Regions from separate parts of the Homo sapiens genome. Here region 1 is linked to region 2. A link is a contact called in ENCODE Hi-C data. All regions are on one chromosome and are shown on one strand. Each heading gives the region's core, a stretch centred on a gene start or an enhancer-like site at or near the end of the contact. The rest is flanking DNA. Distances are from core to core; before and after follow the strand shown. Region 1 overlaps VSNL1 (visinin like 1). Region 2 has its middle 210 kb from the start of RAD51AP2.

Region 1 (2,750 bases), core at 184-2,683, 270 kb before region 2:
GCACTGTGTCTCCCGATCACAACTTCTCCAAGGTGCTGAGATGTCACCTCAGGGTTCTCCTGAGCTTCTCCTCCATATTCATCACCCAGAGCTAAATAGAATGAGCCTAAGAACTAAAGGTCTTTGATCTACCTGTGAATCCTAAAAGACTGCTGTTAATTCATTGTTTGTAAAGGGAGTGGCTCTAACTGAAAGCACCACAGGAGGTCCTTTTCCAGGATTCTTTCATCCCAGGGCCCTCCCAAATGCCTGTGTGGGTTTTCGGTGCTTTGATAAGTTCATTGGACCACACCTTTCCTAAAGCACCAGAGCTAGGTTTCAGTTTCAGCTTTGCCAGTGTTTTCCTGTGTGACCTTTGCAAAAGTCTGTGTCCTCTTTGCACTTCAGTTTTCTCATCTATACAAGTTCTGTGAAAGTTTCTGCCTCAACGAATTTGCCAGGTCATTGTAAGAACAAACCCTGGAGCCAGTTTGCAAATTGTAAAATTGTTTCTCACTCTTAATCTAGTGCACTTTCCAGGCAATGTCAGAAAAGAAAACAAGACCTAGACTATATAGAAAGAAGTGGGCTTTGTGGCCAGGCGCGGTGGCTCACGCCTGTAATCCCAGCACTTTGGGAGGCCGAGGCGGGCGGATCACGAGGTCAGGAGATCGACACTATCCTGGATAACACAGTGAAACCCCGTCCCTACTAAAAACACAAAAAATTAGCCGGGCGTGGTGGCGGGCACCTGTAGTCCCAGCTACTCAGGAGGCTGAGGCAGGAGAATGGCATGAACCCGGGAGGCGGAGCTTGCAGTGAGCCAAGATTGCACCACTGCACTCCAGCTTGGGCGACAGAGCGAGACTCCGTCTCAAAAAAAAAAATAAAAAAAAAGAAAGAAAGAAAGAAGGGGGCTTTGTTAGGCAGGGACAAAAAGAGGGAGTAGGTTTTCAAATCCCTGGCATGAAGGAGAAAACACACTTGTTGATGAGGAGCCAACAGAAGATTCACAAAAAAGAAGCTGGAGGAAGAGGAGTTGCGTAGAAGGAGAAGCACAACCAAGTGTTCCTTCTTAGGGTTTTGGAAGCTGGATGGAAAGAACGTATTTACCAAAGGTTACGAGAGGAATGCTGACCCTCTTCTGTGAGGTCCCTGTGTTTGATGTGTTTCCAGCTCTGATTTAGGCTTATGCTGTCCTTGCTGGGCCTTTGTGAAGTATCCAGCAAGGCTGGAACAAAGCACTTTATTGTAGTGCATGAAAAATATCTTTGCTGAAAGAGACAATGCCAAGGCTAGGGGGACTAAAATTAGACCTTCCGGTGTGTTTGACTTGGCAAGTTGTATGGCCTCCTCCACCTGCCTCCCTCCCAGCCGTGGGCCTTCTGAGAGCACAGGTAGCATGTGCTGAAGGAGAGGAAGTGCCGCTTCCTCTGGCACCCTGTGGGGATGACAAATGCTTCTGGGCCTGTGTCACTTTCACTTGGAGTAGTTATGTGAAGTGATACTCAGTTTGAAGGGACATGTTTCCACATCAGCTAATCTGCAAATAAGGATGAAACCATATTGAGTCTCCCCATTAACCTAATGTCCCTCCATGTTGAAACCAAAAGAAAACCTCAAAACAATCCTATGTTTGAACCTCACATTTACCTTTGTCTAAGAATTTAGAGCTTCACCTAGTAACCATGGCAGAATCCAAAGAGCCAGTTATCAGTGCCTTCCATCACACAGTGGAGTTGTGTTGTCTACAGCAAAGACCCGGGCCTTCTCATTAGACAAACAAGGTGAGATACTTGCTGAAGCACATCTACTAGCTGGGAAGGGAAATTTACTGAGTTTTTCTTATCCTGTTCATTCAACATTAAATTGTGTATATTAATAACTACCTCAAAATGTTAAATAAAATAATAAATCTATATGACCGATATTTTAGCAGTAATAACAACAGCTTATATGATCAAGTGCTCACTATGTGTTCATGGATTACCTCACTTCTTCTTTACAACCGTTTTATGAAGTAGATACCATTATATAGTCATATTACAGTTGAGGTGAATGAGGCTTACCGAGAAGGTTACACAACAAGAAAATGGTAGAGTTGGGATTTGAACCCTGACAGACCCTTAGCCATTGTAAACTATTCTGTCAGATTAGAGATGAGAAACAAAAAAGTACTTTTCTGTGACAAAAACCGTTATTTCCACATAAGAGCTCATCAGTCTCCCTTTTTCACCTGGGTGCTGCCTTTATGTAACATTTTTTTCCCCAAGTGAGGGAACTCTGGGGTCCCCTGAGGCTTGGTCAGTTATCTCACAGTTGCCTGCCCCTGGTCCCCAGGGCAGATGGGAGAGGACTTGGATGCTAAATAGAAGGGTAGCCATTGAAAGAACAGGGAATGTTTAGCCTGGAGAAACAAAGACTCAAGAGAGGACATTTGAGGTCTCCTCAAATACATGCAGAATTTATGGGCACAAAAATAGACATATAGATCAGCATAACAGAATGGAGAGTCTAGAAATAGATCCAGCTATACAGACTCACTTAATATATGATCAAGGAAGCTTTTCAGAACAAGGGGGAAATAGAGGAAATATAATTTATAAGTGACATAATCACCTCTTGATAGCAGTTCAATAAAAAAAGTAAGAACCATACCATATGCCATCTTTTAAAAAATCATTAACATTTGGAATCAAAAGTTCAATACAAAAACTATCAAAGAAAACTATCAGAAACTGAAAATATAGACAAAAGGTTAATAGCTATGT
Region 2 (2,931 bases), core at 100-2,599:
TTTTGATCATTTAGAAAATGGCAGAGAAGTAAGAATTAAACACCACTCTCATCTGCTAGCCTGTGAAGAGCTAATATTTAACCAGGTAGCCATATTTACTCAAAGAACATACTCTAATCATTAAAAGAGCTTTAAAAATGGCATCTACCGAAATTACCAGTTCACTATCATACCCCGCTCATCCTTGTCTATGCCTGTCCTGTCTTCTTCTGGGTCGACTGACCATAAATGCATAAAATAACATTTGATTATAAATAGGTTTCCCAAGTTAAACAGGCAACCCTTTAAAAACCATATTACAGGCCGGGTGTGGTGGCTCACACCTGTAATCCCGGCACTTTGAGAGGCTGAGGCGGGCAGATCACGAGGTCAGGAGTTCGAGTCCAGCCTGGCCGATATGGTGAAACTCTATCTCTACTAAAAGTACAAAAATTAGCCGGGCATGGTGGTGCGTGCCTGTAGTCCCAGCTACTTGGGAGGCTCAGGCAGAAGAATTGCTAGAACCCAGGAGGCGGAGGTTGCAGTGAGCAGAGATCGTGCCACTGCACTCCAGCCTGGGCGACAGAGCAAGACTCCATCTCAAAACAAACAAACAAACAAACAAACAAACAAACAAATGGATATTACCTTCAATAAGAGTAGCCATTCTTCTGCCTTATGTTCTAAAGAAAATCGGATATCTTTATTTGTCTATTTATTTAGAGACAAGTTTTCACTCTGTTGCTCAGGCTGGAATGCAGTGATGCGACCACAGCTCACTGCAGCCTTGAACTCCTGAGCTCAAGCAATGCTCCCATTTCAGCCCCCCAAGTAGCTGGGACTACAGGTATGTGCCACCACACACAGTCAAATTTTTATTTAATATTTTGTGGAGGTGGTGGTCTCACTCTATTGCCCAGGCTAGTCTTGAATTTCTGGCTTCAAGTTATCCTCCCACCTTGGCCTCCCAAAGTGCTGTGATTACATGTATGAGCCACTGTGCCTGGCCTGGATATCTTTAAATGCTGCATCCTAAATATACATAAGTGAAATACAATAAACACAATATGTGAAATATATGTCAACAATGTCTACTGACTGAGTGACTACAATGTTTTGGGCTATAGTTCAGAGAAATAAACCCTTGAATTAGTGCTCAGTTTGGAGGGAAGATGTGAGATGTCAATGAATAGTGGCAGAAAACTAACATATTGGGAGCAGTATGCCGACACTGGGCAAGCTGAATGGCAGATGAGAAGCACAAGGAAGGAGGGCAAGGCAGAGCTGGGCAGAGAAGGCTCCATGGAAAAAGTGGTATGGAAGCTGAACCTGGAAGGAGGCTAGACTTTGAGCATGTGGCTGTTAGGTCAAGGGTTTCCCAGATGAATGAGTCCAATGAAAATAAAAAGTTAGGATCATTGTTGTATTTTGGTGAAGTTTAGGAAGCAAGAAAAGAGAGATCTGAAACGCTCACTTTCATAACAGAAATAGTTTGTTTTTCATTTTTCATCAATGACAATTTTCAAATGCATATTTTATTCTCCTTTCTCTTTTAAGATAGCCATCTTAGAGTTAAGCTTTGTTTCCTAGTTTTATAAATAAAACCATTGCTCCTCGATGAATCATAATGCAGCATAGTATTAAGTGTTCAAGGTTAGGTATAGGAAGCTCAACAGTGTGGAAAATGTAAATATGATTTCTCATATTTTCTTGCTTAATTGCTAGATAGCAAGTCTCAGGCATTACTCAGAACCACAGCGGATGTGGGAGATCCTAAAATAGATTCTTTCCCTTTGTCAGATCATACATTGCAATGGAGAAGGGCACAGCCAGGTAGTCTGGCTGATCACAGGTTTGTATTGAGTCAAGTCCGGTAAACTCAGGTAAAAATAACAGCAAAGCACCCTCTAGTCCTGGGTCATTCGCTATTTAAGTAAGCAAAGAGAATCAATTCAGTGACCATGTAAGAAGCACCTACTTTAGGTTTGGCTATGCTAATGATGAGGCATCAACATTTAAGGCACACTCAATCTCTAGGTGATGAGCTGTATATAAAGAGATGAGGCACTGGTCTTTTTTTTTTTTTTCTCCTTTTCTTTTCAATGAGCCAATATTACATTGGTGACTAAAAATTGTAACAACATGTGCCCTTCTAGCGATGAAACTGCTTAAGACATCAAGGCTCTGCTTTCATTTTGTCCTCCCATAGACCCTTACTCTCTTGCCTAGGTTTTCAGCTAAATATTTTGAAATAGGGACTTATGATTAGACTAAAATTCCAGAACATAATCTATATCTAATGTCTTCTGTGTGATGCGTCAACTATTATTAGACTACTGTTTAAAATGCTACATGTATATTTTTGATAATCAGGTGATTTTTACCTCTGAAAATGAAAACAAAAAGTTCTAGCCCAAATATCACTAGGTGTAACTAATCTACACATAGTGAATGAGAGGACCTCCCATTTGGCCATGCTGAGGTTTCTTTAAGTGGCTGTCAGCCCTTCTGGCCTGCATCCTGGAAATGCAGCTGCAGAATGCATAGCAGCTCCTTGAGGCTAATCATGAGGAGGGGGAGGCTAGTCGTTCTGGCTGCACAGTGGGTACTTTGCCCTTGTGTTAGGCTTCAGAAATTAGCCTATCTGCCTGGAAAACAGGCAATAGCATCAGCAAAGAACAAGGGCTAGAAACTCAGTGAGAAGCTTCCACTGACCTAAAGAAGCCTGTTAGGACAACTGCTTATAACTTCCATACAAGTTTTTCCTTTGGTGTCACAGCTTAAAGGGACTCAAATCTGTGTGGCAGTGTTGGATGCCATGCATAGGGGTGCTATGGATGACCTCTCAGTCCAAACTGCAGGGTAGCTGAGCAGGGGAGCTAACACCGTAGGGTGGGTGAACACACACCTTGTCAGAGAAAGAAGACTAGAACTGTGTTGAAAGGCCAATCT

Evidence for each region. Hi-C counts contacts between places; a loop is a spot of excess contacts on that map. Pooled maps may share reads with other maps.
Region 1: a loop to region 2 is called in a map of heart left ventricle, with 2.5 times the contacts of the local background. The contact joins two enhancer-like sites. A Hi-C loop is called at or near these places in 3 of 168 maps with a recorded cell type or tissue (Caco-2, HepG2 and heart left ventricle) and 5 of 50 pooled maps.

The regions. Positions count from the first base shown.
Region 1 is chr2:17,577,239-17,579,988 of GRCh38, reverse strand. The region is part of intron 1 of VSNL1 (visinin like 1); the gene reads right to left. Among named protein-coding and RNA genes, the nearest start is that of VSNL1, 38 kb to the right of the region's middle. RefSeq lists an enhancer at 1-413. Within about 2 kb of position 1,433, at least 5 of the 41 ENCODE cell types and tissues checked have a DNase peak (open chromatin) inside an H3K27ac peak, as active enhancers do.
Region 2 is chr2:17,302,054-17,304,984 of GRCh38, reverse strand. No RefSeq gene overlaps it. Among named protein-coding and RNA genes, the nearest start is that of RAD51AP2, 210 kb to the left of the region's middle. Within about 2 kb of position 1,349, at least 2 of the 41 ENCODE cell types and tissues checked have a DNase peak (open chromatin) inside an H3K27ac peak, as active enhancers do.